3 separate regions of the Homo sapiens genome follow, and regions 2 and 3 are each linked to region 1. The links are chromatin loops, found by intact Hi-C in ENCODE. Cell type or tissue: A673. All regions are shown on one strand.

Evidence for each region. A loop is a pair of places that touch in the nucleus more often than their neighbours do. Peaks named below come from ENCODE experiments on the same cell type or tissue, not always from the same donor. Only the 100,000 strongest peaks of a DNase experiment are listed, where the experiment ranks them.
Region 2: a loop joins it to region 1, with 2.2 times the contacts of the local background. A loop is called at or near these places in 2 of 110 quality-filtered maps.
Region 3: a loop joins it to region 1, with 2.5 times the contacts of the local background. A loop is called at or near these places in 2 of 110 quality-filtered maps.

What each region holds. Positions count from the first base shown.
Region 1 is chr16:51,967,618-51,970,117 of GRCh38, forward strand. No RefSeq gene overlaps it. Among named protein-coding and RNA genes, the nearest start is that of LINC02911, 110 kb to the right of the region's middle. In A673, no CTCF peak of the experiment used is centred here; DNase peaks (open chromatin) are centred at 324, 834, 1,344 and 1,664; H3K4me3 peaks cover 1,531 bases; H3K27ac peaks cover 2,500 bases.
Region 2 is chr16:51,897,768-51,900,267 of GRCh38, forward strand. No RefSeq gene overlaps it. Among named protein-coding and RNA genes, the nearest start is that of LINC01571, 140 kb to the left of the region's middle. In A673, no CTCF peak of the experiment used is centred here; a DNase peak (open chromatin) is centred at 1,304.
Region 3 is chr16:51,771,029-51,773,528 of GRCh38, forward strand. It overlaps LINC01571 (long intergenic non-protein coding RNA 1571), which reads left to right. Exons shown (of 3, transcript NR_110916.1): 2 at 536-644; 3 at 1,348-1,618. LOC105371257 (a long non-coding RNA gene) reads right to left here and starts at 752. Exons shown (of 4, transcript XR_001752182.1): 1 at 670-752. RefSeq lists an enhancer at 2,239-2,500. In A673, no CTCF peak of the experiment used is centred here; no DNase peak of the experiment used is centred here.

The DNA.
Region 1 (2,500 bases):
CATCCCCCTTTGAATAAAAATGTCTCCATTTTCCTTTCTCCATCTGTTTGTGTGTCCAGTGAGCCCACTCCTTACAACATGCTCCCCACCAGCACTCCCACAGCGGCTGCTTCAGCTGAATCAACACTGCCTTGGCCACTGAGGTCTTGAGAGTCCCTCCTGCCCCCCAGCCCCTCCCCCAGCCTTCTCCTTTCAGCTTCACTTTTGCTCTTTTTATAGCTTTGCACAAATTTGTCTCTGTGGCAAATTTACAGCACGCACTGCTTGTCTGAACTATTTAAAGGCACAATATTCTCGACTGTGCCATAAAGCTTTCCCATTCTGTGTGTTTTATTTCTCTGTTTGAGGGCCTTTTATGAAATCAGCAGCTCAGCGGAAGGAAATCATTTGCATACTTGGCTCCATACACCTGGAATTCCTTAATTTTAGGGATTAGCGAAATGAGTCTAATAAAAAGTGGAGGCCCTTGTTAATCATCTCTGTAAAGTCCCTTCATTACCTGGTACTGGTGCCCAATCCAAACGCTCATTTCAGGAAATTCACATTGTGCAGGTCAGTTATTGCAATTTTATGAACTGATTTGTAATTTTACGTGACACAGTTTGTGTTTTTAGTGTTCCTGAAAGTTAAATGACTGTTTTCTCTCCCCTGTCCCACTCTTAAGAGGATACCTTTCAGGGTTATCATAGAGAAGGCCCAAAGGCCATGAGTGTGAGAACTGAATTATCACCTTGTAGTCCTGACTGGGAGAGTTGGAATTTCAGCATCCGTTGTGTTGTTATTGGAGATGATCTTGATGCAGTCCTTGCTAACATGGCTTTCCAGTAGGGAACATGCAAATCCCTCTTCTGTTCTGTTCTACATTCACCCCCCAGAGCATTCTGGATGCTTCTCAGAATTTCCAAATCCTATTCATCCCCTCCCTACAGAATGGAAGTAAAATGTTTCGGTTGCCCCTGCTCTTAAGGAGAATATGATTAAGGCCAGGTCAACAGTGCAGTTGCCACAGACAACTTTCTGAAAAGGGCAGAAATATAGAACATCTACTGATTGTCAGTATGTTTCCAGTAAATCCAGGGTTCCACATGCAGCTCCTTACAGAATTGGCAAAACATAATTAGGTCCCACAAAAGTAGATAGTTCCCATAATTGGAAATTAAAACAAAATAAAACAGCAAAACAAAACAAACAAAAATCCTCCCTGGAAGTTCTACTGATTTTTTTTTTCAAAATACAACCACTATGTCACAAAGCCCAAGAACAGAGCCCATGGCTGACTGAAGTCAGCAGTTGCAATCAGGATAATTCTGTAACTGAATAATGCATGCTGGAATGCTGTTTACAGGAAATGAGCAATTTATTTTATTATCCAAATTTTAAACCCTTTTAATATGCCTCCCAAGAAGATGTCTGATTTAGAAAATTGCAAAAGAGACCTTAGGAGAGGACAAGAGGTACTCAAAAAATTCACTACCGTAAAGGCCAGATAAAGAAACTTTAAAATAATCTGAATAAGACTTGGTAAGTATATCCACAAAAATTACCTTTATTTTGGTGACACTAAGGGGCCAACATGATACTGAGTAACAGATAAACTGTGGAACAAAAAGCTAAAATGTAAGATTATGTTCGGTAGAAGTAATAAATCTGTGAGATTCCCTTTCTGCAGTGTGTGTGTGTGTGTGTGTGTGTGTGTGCGCGCGTGCGTGCATATGTACTGCCAAATACGTAAAATGCTTATGTTAATCGAAAAATCACAACAAACTGCTAGCTGTAATGAAAAGGGACTGAAGGAATGGTTTCCTTTTTCATCTTGAAAACTTTTTGGCTTTTTTACATATTCTAATTGTACATGCATAACTTTTTTTGGATTATCAGAGTTTATGTGGATGGGGAAATTTGGAGTAATAGTTTTGTTTTCTTTCTATTTATCTGTATCTTTAGTAAACAAATCTTTTAAGGAAACATCATTTTAGGGGCTTCATAAGTCTTTCATTTGAACACAGAGGCAGATGTATATTTTGTTCCTAGATAAATCAAGTTCTCTCACACACATTGCATATACAAATATGTCAGGAACATATTTAAAAGGGCACCAAATTATCAGCTTTCCCAGGGCAGCCACATTTCATGGTCTCAGAGTTCTTGAGGACTGTCTTGGCAGTTCAGAGGGTTCCTGTCTTCATCCATCAGACTGGACCAGCTCCCCATGAAGGCTGAGAAAATAGTCAAGTAAGAAAATAGGAGGGTAGCCAAGACCGGCTGCCCTCTCTAGGAAAGATGCATAGTCTCCATGACATCTCTTGCTGCCTGTCATAGCACTCAACAACACAGATGAAAGAGCAAGAAGGACAAGTGGAGATGATTTTTTCTGCCCCTTTATGTGCAGATGAGGAGCTGGAGCTGAGAGATGTGGCATGGCTTGTCCCAGACAACTCAGCTGCACAGAGAGGGGAACTCCCACTAAAGTTACCCTCTGTTCACATTAACCACCTTCTGG
Region 2 (2,500 bases), 70 kb before region 1:
TTTATCCATTAAACTATTAGTATATCCTAGCATTGTGGGTCTTAATAACATTTCCTTAAATAACTGTGAAAGCCTATTAGTTTTATTTCTTCCAGAAAAAACTGAAAGGAGGAAAACATAACATATTGGACACACAGGGATCAAGCTAATTAAATTGTAAATGCCAATAATGATATCTGACATTTCTTTTCAACGATAACCAATTATTGTAAGCATTCTCCCAATAGCTATTAAATCTATCCCTACAAACCTCATTTTTTCACATTTGGAATATCTAACACAGATCATTCGTCCTAGCCACTTCCATTAGTCTATGTACAAATATGTATGTAGGGGGGTGGTATGGCTTATGTTTGGCCTAATTGGAGTATCACATTCCATGTTGAAAGCAATATTAAGTTACATTTAGGAAACAGGAATATTATATGTTAAAAACCAGAAAAAAGCTACACATCTGGTATATTTTAGTTGTGGGATATGTAATATCTCTATCCCTCCCAAATTCTGTCTACTGGAAACCAAAATGAACAACTTGAGGATGTGTTTTCTTTCAGTTGAAACTTGAGGCCCAAACAGAAAGGTTGGTGAATGGATTGAAAATGGATGTGAAAAATCAATAGCAATGGAACAAGGAGATTAGAGCCTACAAAATAAATGACTATTTCTAAAGGGATCAAATCTTGGGATATATGGGGCTTGGAGGCAGTTTACACTGAAAACAGCCCAACAGAAGAGCCCATGGAGTGACTCCAGGATGCTGGAAAGTGAATCAACCTTAAGCCATGGTCAGAATACAGGATCCAACAGCTCTGTATCAGAAGTAGGGGATGGCTTCCTTCTGGGCCTCGATGCTTCTTCTAGACTCTCCCAATCTTATTTGGTAGCACATACAGTCACCTATTAGAGGAAGATTTTCCCTGGTGGGAGGAAATATGTAGCTATCTACTGGATTGTGTGCAAAGCCCAAAATAATTTAGGCGAGGGCCTTTCTACTGATCTGGAATATTTCAGCATGGTACTCAAGGAGGGGAAAGACACAAGGAAGCAACATTTAATGATTCTAAAAATATCTCCTCTAATCTTGACATATTTGTTAATCAAGAGAGCCTTGTGGAAAGCAACCATTATTATTTCTATCTTGCAAAAGAGGAAATTGAGGCTTGGAGATGACTCTGAAATCTCTCCAGGAAAATATAGTGAGCCAATGGTAGACATAACATTTCCATTCAGATCCCTGCTCACCCTGAGACTCATTTCCTGCCAGTCTTCCCCTTGATGACAGTGCTGTAGTCACACACTCCTTCCTGTGCCTCCAAGCTGCCAAGGTCCTTCCTGCTGCAGAATCTTCTTACCCAGTGTTCCCTCTGCCTGGAGGGATGGCCTCTTTATATGCTTCCAGTTTCTTTCACATTAGAGTCCTTCCCTGTTTATCTTTGCTAAAGTGATCTCCCCTCCTGTCTCCCCACAGCCCAGCTGCTCTACACCACATTACCTAGTCTACTTCCCTTCTCGGCAATTCTCTCTGACATTTTCTTCTTTGTGTCTGTGCTTACTAGTCAATTGTCTATCAGCTGACCTCTCACTGAGGGCATAGTCTTTGTCTTCCTCTATCTTGTTAGTATCCCCAGAGCCTGGCACAGTGCCTGGTACACTGTGGGTATTCACATTTATTGAATAAATGTATGAATAAATGAATGCATGAGAGAGGTTTCTAGCTCAGGTGTATCTAAATCTAAAACCTGAGTTCAATCTCCTCCACCAAGCTGTCTCCTTTGACAAAAGCACGGCAGCTTTGAGGTTAGTGACGCAGGTAGAGCAGTTGCTGAGGCACTGCTCATGAAGGTGGATGGAAGGTTGTTAGCACTTTTTCCTTAGCCCAGGATTTCTGTGAGTGGCAAGTGACCAAAACAGTCCACTCTGAAACACAAGGGGGAATTGAGATTAATGAAAACATGCTACTTAGACTCAAAAATCCTCCAAGATAGAAGAAAAGGGAAAATTTCAAAAAATGAATAAAAATACAAGAGAGGCTACCCTTCCCTTTTCTCCATTTGGATCAGCCAAATAATAGCTGATATTGTTTGTTTCAGTTTACTGAGCCACTCTTACATGCTACACGCAATGTGCTATGTGCATGGGTTATCTCATGCACATGACCACTCACAACTGCACATTGCAACTGCTACTAATATCATCCTCATGCCGTCTTAAAAAAAAAAAAAAAAAAACTGGAGCTCAAAGATGTTAATCAATTTGCCCAAAGTCACATTATTTCTGAATAGCTTTGCTGAGACTTTCATACAGGTTTGGTGACTCCAGTGCCTATGATAGTCTGAAGTATTGGAAATAATTTAAATCCATTCTGGTGAGGAAAAGGGAACGAAAGAGGAGCAGGAGAAGATATTCCAGATTAGAGACCACTGTGGACAACTTCCCCAGTCTACCAAGATCCTAACGGTGTAAATACTGCTGCATCTAGAATATACTTCTAAGCAGTGCC
Region 3 (2,500 bases), 200 kb before region 1:
GATTTACTAGGACCAAGGCAGCTGGTGGGATTTTCGGCTTTCCTTGGAATGGTTCAAATAATTTTTGTGCTGTGCATTGGATTAGTATTCAATTAACTCCTTTAAAATTATAATGTGCAACTTCAACAAACTTGTTAACGAGCCTACAGCACAATTAGAGCAGTTAATAGCCACCAGGTACAACAAATGAATGCTGTATGTCCATAAACAGGGGACATCTGAAACAAATTCAGTGATGGTGTTTCCTATTTGCATATCTATTCTACTTTCAAAACCAGCGATACCTGTAAACATCAGAGAAAAATTACAGAAGGGTCCTTTTCTCCCATATATTTGTCAAAGAAAATCTGATGTCAAAACCTTGTAGAGATTGTTTCTTTCTAATGTGGCCAGTCCCACTCCAGGAAATCCGATATGCTAACACAACCAGCTCTTAGTGGAGAAACCTAATCGGTACAGTGTTACTTGTATTGCAAACCCATCACTATGGTTGCCAAAATGTTTTAAACATAATCTCTCTCTTTCTCTTACATAGGCCATTTCAATTTAAGAAAACAAAAGATGATCCTGTGAACACTGTATCAGGCATCATTACTGGACTGAAAAAAGGATCACTTGATGGACATGCCTGGCGTTTTGTTTAGGTACATTTCACCATCAGACACTCACCCTCACTCAGAGAAACAGAGCAAACAGAAACATCCATAGTAGGGCTAGAAATTCCAGGGGAGGACCAAGAAGGCATCTGTCTTCCTGTTGATATGTAAAAAATGATTTGAAAAAGAATGCATCAGACTTCCATTATGATGATAGGATCAAGAATGCAACCTTCTGGACATTTCTGAGTTTTCTTAAACTGGATAAATAAAATGCATTGTAAGAGCTTTTAGCATTTGGTTTAATGCTAAACCATCTCTCTTGGCTGAAGAATTTTGCATTTTAATTGGATCTATTCTAAAATAACAGTGGAAAATTGATTTTAAACCTAAAGGTTGTATTCTCAATCATTTTATTCCCAGAAGTACTATTTGTAATTTTTTTCATAATAGATTTTTACCACAGGATATAACGTTATCACATGTGATACATCTTTATCTATGCCTTAGAAGGTTTCCACTCCTTTTACAAATTCAAAACGGCCTTACCCACTCTCCTTTCCACACACATCCACACAATTATGAAAGTATCATGTTATGATTTAAATAGATTCACTACTTTTGATAGTTTGTGGAAGAAATGCTACATCTCTTTTCCATGAGGCTGTAAAACTTTCTCACCATTCTTAAATAACAGCCTAAATAATAAAATCTAAAAAAAGTACAATTTAATTTGTTTGTTTTTTTTCAGAAGTATTTCTTCTCTGGCCTTAGAAGATTAGTTTTCAAAGCGATGGTAAAATCATTGATGTATGTCTTTTCAAGAAAAAGAAAAAAAAAAGACTCCTAAATGCCAAACATTTGCTCTTTGGAGCATAGCAAGAAGAAAGGGAGAGGACCAGACGGCCACATCCTAAGAACAGAGTATTGTCCAGGTAGCTGTCGCCCCAAATGGGATCTCTTTCCAGGTCTTTTTGTTAAAGCTTTTCTTTCCTAAATAAAACTTAATTTTCTCTCGCTAATCTTTCCAGTGGGTGTCTGCCGCTTCCTCATGCCTTGCTATAAGAAAGCTCGTAAAAAGGAAGAAATCTAAAACTAGAACAATTCTATATTCACAGTTTCTCTGACATTAAAAAGTACTCAAGAGAAGAGTTTTTTTTTTAATTTAAAGAAACATCTGTCCAACATGGATGATTTTGAAGAAGAGCACTCCCCTTTGTCCAGAGCCATAGAAAGATAATTTAATTACACTTATCATTACACCCTCCCCAAATTAGACTACAAATGGATCTTGATTTCTCATGATTTTTTCACTTTACAAAATAATCTTAAAGTTTAGGAGGAAGAAAAGATGCTTAAGAATAATCAAGAATGCTTGGAAAAGAGGAAGAAAAAGGGAAATTTCTCCTACTGAACCGGTAGTGCTGGGAAGGGAAGAGCGTGGTCCCTTTAAATGACAGGGAAGTGGGGCAGGGAAGTGCTGGGTAGAGAAAGGCGAGGTCTCTGTCTAGGGCTCCACCCCCAGGGACCTAGGTGAGGACAGGCACTTCTGCCTTCAAGCCCAAATGTTGCATTTTCCAAGACCACCCTGGCCTGCCACACCCCCATTCTGGGCCTATAAAAACCCAAGACCCTAGCAGGCAGACACAAAAGCGGCTGGACGTCATGAAGAACACATGGACAGAAGACACAAGCAGCTGGTAGTGGAGAGCACACGGCGGAATGACGCAGAGTTTTACTGGAGCAGGCCGCCAAAGGACCCGACTCCAGGGGAAAACCATCTCCCTTCTTGCTCCCCCGTCTGCTGAGAGCTACTTCTGCTCAATAAAACCTTGCACTCATTCTCCAAGCCCATGTGTGATCCATTCCCGGGATACAGAAAGCCCTCTGTCCTTGTGATAAAG